Linked DNA regions of Homo sapiens: region 2 is linked to region 1. The links are chromatin loops, found by intact Hi-C in ENCODE. Cell type or tissue: HepG2. All regions are shown on one strand. Links, peaks and the distances in the headings refer to the core of each region. The heading gives the core; the rest is flanking DNA. Region 1 overlaps SGK1 (serum/glucocorticoid regulated kinase 1). Region 2 has its middle 10 kb from the start of SGK1.

What was found. Hi-C counts contacts between places; a loop is a spot of excess contacts. Peaks named below come from ENCODE experiments on the same cell type or tissue, not always from the same donor. Only the 100,000 strongest peaks of a DNase experiment are listed, where the experiment ranks them.
Region 2: a loop joins it to region 1, with 2.7 times the contacts of the local background. A loop is called at or near these places in 21 of 110 quality-filtered maps.

Annotation. Positions count from the first base shown.
Region 1 is chr6:134,172,733-134,175,654 of GRCh38, forward strand. It overlaps SGK1 (serum/glucocorticoid regulated kinase 1), which reads right to left. Exons shown (of 14, transcript NM_001143676.3): 4 at 1,779-1,854; 5 at 1,273-1,348; 6 at 730-834; 7 at 542-625; 8 at 291-422; 9 at 1-42. Among named protein-coding and RNA genes, the nearest start is that of SLC2A12, 120 kb to the left of the region's middle. RefSeq lists silencers at 2,083-2,482, 2,593-2,872, 2,799-2,922 and an enhancer at 2,221-2,722. In HepG2, for the core only: CTCF peaks have their summits at 1,384 (motif pointing right), 2,097 and 2,549; DNase peaks (open chromatin) are centred at 1,399 and 2,149; H3K4me3 peaks cover 2,500 bases.
Region 2 is chr6:134,326,696-134,329,617 of GRCh38, forward strand. No RefSeq gene overlaps it. Among named protein-coding and RNA genes, the nearest start is that of SGK1, 10 kb to the left of the region's middle. In HepG2, for the core only: a CTCF peak has its summit at 1,707; no DNase peak of the experiment used is centred there.

The DNA of each region.
Region 1 (2,922 bases), core at 309-2,808:
TGGTTCCAGGAAGCAGCGTTCCCTCTGGAGATGGTAGAACAACTGCAGGAGACAGAACAAAGTCATTCTGGGTTGCAAATGAATTTAATTAGTTTTGACATACACAGCAAAAGAACAACTGCAGGAAGTGGCCCCAAGTAATCTATTAACTATAAACCTGACAGGTTGAAGGAAATGCTAATTCTGGTAACATTCTCCCCACCAAAAATCTTTGAAAACTTTTTTCTCAAACTAAAACAAAGCAGGCTGTGCAGAGACACTAAGAGTTGACTTCTATCCCCCCTGCTCACCTCTCCACCATTAATGTAGTCTAGGACAAAGTACAATTTGTCAGCAGTCTGGAAAGAGAAGTGAAGGCCCACCAGGAAAGGGTGCTTCACATTCTTCAACAGAACATTCCGCTCCGACATAATATGCTTCTCCTAGGAAAATGACGATTCAGATTTAGTGGCATGTTTCAACTTGGCACCAACATTCCAGAATCAAGATTATTCAAGGAGTGTCTACCGCCAATGCCAGCCCCATCAAGCACATCTCATACCTCTTTCTTTTTCAGGATTGCTTTCTTCTGTAAAACTTTGACTGCATAGAACACTTCTTCTGCCTTGTGTCTTGCTAGAAGAACCTGAAATTTCAATTTAAAAAAATCATTTTTCTATCCTCATCCAGGGAGAATACAAAAGAGGACATGAAGGAAGTGTACCAAAAGATCTTCAGATTTGAAATTACCTTTCCAAAACTGCCCTTTCCGATCACTTTCAAGAAGTGAAAGTCAGATGGTTTAGCATGAGGATTGGACGACGGGCCAAGGTTGATTTGCTGAGAAGGACTTGGCTAGAAAAAAAAAAAAAGAATTTCTTTTAATACCATTGCTTCAAAGGAAGACATCTATAACATAAACGATGTAGAAAATGTTACATCTACAAATGACTGATGCAAATGACCATACATCTATAAACATTCAAAACTACATTTCATCACATTTCAAATGAGTATGGAAACTGCACACAGTCATGTTGTTTCAGACAGATAAAACCTTTTTATGAAATATGCCTTTTAAAATAACCACTTTGGAGGTAAAATATGCCCAGGAAAAAAATAAAATAATACTCTGACTCAATACTTAAATATTTATATCACTTGTTATGCCATAATGAAGCATTCCTGCCTTGATACTAATTTCTAGAAATGCTATTTTAATCCATTAATGTAGGAATACTAACTGACTCCCTTACAGTTCTCCACAGATGCACGGCACATACAAAAACTTACTGGAGGAGAAGGGTTGGCATTCATAAGCTCAGGCTCCTGAGGTTGGGAGATCTTCAAGATGGACTGAACTTCAGGGCTGCAGGGAATAAAGGGCACGATTTAGAATCCAGCTCGCCACTAGGGGGCACACCAACATCAAAAGTGAGTTTCTGGCTCTACCGACTTCTACCCGGATAATTCACTGTTTAAACTGAAAATACCCCAATACATTAGTCAGTTAAAGAAAATAATAAACCCCATTAAATACAGAAATAAGGATTGTTGCTCATGGAGAAAGGCCGTGAATTCGGCCAACACGAACCATTTATCTTACATCTCCAGTTCAAGCCAAATCAGCAAATTAACTTTAATGTTTAAAATGTGTCAAATATATTAGAATTTAAGGAGAAATGAGATCCCCACCCCAGAAGAAGTCTTCGCCTTCCCGATAAACGCCGTGATGAGAATGTTTACCGCTGGCAAATTCAAACTATACTAGTTATTTCCTCAAATCCGGTCAAACTTACTGTTTGCATGCATAGGAGTTATTGGCAATCTTCTGAATAAAGTCGTTCAGACCCATCCTCCTCTGCTTCATGAAAGCTGTGGATGAAGGAGGAGAAATAAAGAAACGTTTAGACGGCTTCATAACGTCCGGCGCCACACACACTAATCTGATCCGGGACTTTCAAAAAATTTCCACTTTGCGTCTCCTGGAGCAGAAGTCCCGCAAGATTCCTGCACTCACCGATGAGAATTGCCACCATGCCCCTCATCCTGGAGTAAGTGAGGGTGCCCTTAGCAGCCTCAGTTTTCACCGTCATCACCACCGCGGGGAGACAGAAAGACGTTAGCGCTCAAAGACCGGCTCGGCGTATGCTGCGCCAGGCCGCGCGCTCGGCCTTATAAAAAAGGCACCGCCGCGGGGGCGGGGCCTGCGCGACAGTGAGAAGTGGCCCCGCCCTTCGCCTCGCCCCTCGCCCCGCCCCGGCCGCCTCGCGGTTTGCTGGCGGCTACGCTGCCTGCGGCGGGCGGTTCTGTCCCCATTGAGAGGGCGAGCCCCGGGCGGGGGCGCGAGGACCGCCCGGGGACGGCCTGGCGCAGGGCCGTTATCAGTCTCCATCGGCTCCTGGGGCAGGAGAGAGAGAACGCGCCGGCGGAGGGCGCGGGGAGGGCCGGAGAGCCCGGGGTAGTTTTCCACCTCTCTCATTTATTCCGCCGCCGGAGAAAGCCGGGTTCGCAGCGCCGAAGCGCTTCCCGGCGGGTGCGCGGCGGCCACGGTGGCTTCGCTCACTGTCCCTGCAGATACCCTCTCCCCGGCCAGGCGCCGTCCTGCGGCCGGACTCCCACCCTCCTCCCCAACCCGAGCCGGCGGTGCGCGCCACCCTCCGGGGTTTATCCCTGGGGCGCAGGCCTGCGCGCGCGACCTCGCCCGCCAGGTCCTCCCGTTCCCGCCGCCGGGACCCCGGCCCCGAGAACTCCGACGAAAGCCGGCCCCTGCCTCCAAGCCGCTCTGGGGAAGTGAGCCAAGCCCCCAGCGGGGCCGGCGGCGGCGCTTACCCAGTCCGCTCAGCAGGAAGGACTCGCTCCTTTTCTGCGCCTCGGCCCTCTTTTTGTGGCGGGGCCGCAGCAGGGACTCGAGCCGGGCTCTGGCCAGCGCGCCCTGCATCT
Region 2 (2,922 bases), core at 242-2,741, 150 kb after region 1:
TAGTTTAAAGAGCAGAAATTTATTTTCTTACAGTTTTTGGAGGCTGAAATCCAATTTCAAGGTGTCAGCATGGTTGGCTTCTGGTAAGGGCTTTCTTCCTGGCTTGTATTTGGCTGTCTTCTCACTGTGTCCTCACATGGCAGGGAGAGAGAGTGTGTGTTTCTTCTTATAAGGGCACTAATCCTAGTTTAAAGACCCCACCTTCAGGACCTCATCTAAGCCTAATTCTCAAAGTCCTCATTTCTAAGTACCACCACATTTCAGGGTTAGGGCTTTAACATATGAATTTTGGGGACATAATTCAGTCCATAGCAGTCATTTTATCATGTGGAACTATTTCTGGTACTAAGGCACTCTTAATCTCCACGTCAAAAGTGAATATTGTTATATTGCTTTTTCAGTAAGTAATAATTGGGAAAAGTTTTCAAAATCTCTGCCAACCCATGGGACAGAGGATCGATATAACTACCATACAAAAAAACTCCTATAAATGTATAAGAAAAAGACAGCTAGCTTAATAGAAAATATGCTTAAGATATAAAAAGCAAATCAGTAAAGGCATAATGCAGAATAACAAAAACGTACGCAAATAAATATATACAGAGATACTAAAATTTCTGGTGGTTAGTAAAATGCAATTTAAAATGGTGAGATACCATTTTTCACTTATTGGACTGGAAAATATTAAATAGTTATGCATTCAAAACATGCAAAACTCTGCAGTATTTCTGCATATAGTTGGAGGTAGTAGAAATATTTTTGAAAATAATCAAACAATATTATATAAAATTACAATGTGCCTATCCACTGACCTGGTAACTTTACTTTCAAGAATAAATTGAAAATATAAACACCAGTATGCATGACTCTATAGAAATACTAGGAATAATATAGTATAAGAATACTTACTATAGGATTGGTTGGAACAGCAAGAATTTGGGAAAATAAGGTCATGGTTTAACACATTGTATAACTATACTAAAGAATATCTTGCAGCTATCAAAAAGTATGAATTTAAACATTTTCATAATATGTTGTCAACTTAAAAACATATCCTAATGTTTTCTAAAGAAAAAACATTTTGTTGCCAGGCACAGTGGCTCATGCCTATAATCCTAGCACTTTGGGAGGCCGAGGTGGGTGGATCACTTGAGCCCAGGGGTTTCAGAGTAGCCTGGGCCACATTGGTGAAACCCCATCTTTACACCAAATGCAATAATTAGCTAGTCATGGTAGAGTGCGCTTGTGGTGCCAGCTACTCAGGAGGCTGAGATGGGAGGCTCACTTGAGCCTGGGAGACCAAGGTTGCAGTGAGCTGTAATTGCACCACTGCACTCCAGCCTTGGCAACACACACAGATCCTGTCTCAAAAAAACAAAACAAAAACCAAACTAAACCAAACAAACAAAAAACACCCCCCCCCCCAAAAAAAACACAACATTTTATTTTGTATGAGCATAGAGAAAGAAATGGAAGGTTATATATCACCAAATATAAAACTAGTTACTACAGGAGGAGGTAGATGGGGAAGTCTATTTCTTTTCTTCTTCCTTTCTTTTCTTTCTTTCTCTCTCTTTCTCTCTTTCTCTCTCTCTGTCTCTCTCTCTCTCTCTGTCTCTTTCTCTATCTCTATCTCTATCTCTATCTTTCTTTCTTCCTTTTTTTAGACAGCGCCTCCCTCTGTTTCCCAGGCTGGAGTGCAGTGGTGCAATTATGGCTCACTCCAGTCTCAACCTCCTGGGCTCAAAAGATCCTCCCACCTCAATCTCCTGAGTAGCTGGGACTACAGACACTATGTCGGGCTGATTAAAAAAACACAAATTTTTGTAGAGACAGAATCTCCCTATGTTGCCCAGGCTGGTCTCAAAGTCTTGGGTGCAAGTGATCTTCCCACCTCAGCCTCCCAAAGTACTGGGGTTACAGACGTGAGCCACCATGTCCAGCCTCATTCTTTTTCTAAGTTTCTATAATGCATTTACCACAACAAGCATGTCTTACAGTAAAGCTGAAAAACATTTAACATCCTATAGCTTAGCTAGGCACCTAAACCGTCTCATTTTCACCAGGTATTTTACTTCCTCCTTTGAAAGCTTCTATTCATTTATCCTTGATTGTGTATTTCATAAATTTTAGGCACCATGCCTTGTGCTAGGAAATTTACAAAGAGCAGTATTTGACCATAACCAGTATCTAGAATTGTAGAATGTAGCAGAGCTGGAAGGAACTTGAAGATATTCTCACCCAAATCCTTCATTCTATAGATGATGGAATTGAGGCCCACAGAGAGAGACCGACTTGCTCAAGGTTACATCATAGTGAATGATATTTCCATTCTAAATTTAGCCAATCACAGATATACATGAAATCTACACAGAATAAAATAGAAAATATGGTAAAACGTACTCATGAATCCATAGAACAACCAGTATTTGTTGGGAATTCAATTATTCCTTAGGCACTGAGTTCAGGACTAAGTGTCTATCACACTTCTTTAGGTTCTGACTAATTTTTCAGTGCTTATTTTTATAGTAGTCTAAACATACAAAATCTGCATAAGAGATTGTAGCTACTCTTTTTCGTGACTGTTCTTTTACTTTTTCTTTTCCATTACTGATTGCAATATCAGTCAAGTAGCCTCTCCCTATAAAGTAAACTTCTTAATCAAGAGATAAACTTATCTAAAAAGGATCTGCTAATGATTAGAAAAATTTGAAGTTGCATCATAAGATTTTCATGAAACTTTCCATCAGTTCCTAAAGTAAAGAGACCTACAAAAAATTGAATAAAAAATTTAAACTTTTCCATATGGAACCAGAAAAATAATTCCATATTCAGCATATTCTGGCTGGGTGCAGCGGCTCACGCCTGTAATCCCAGCACTTTGGGAGGCCGAGGCAGGTGGATCACGAGGTCAGGAGTTCA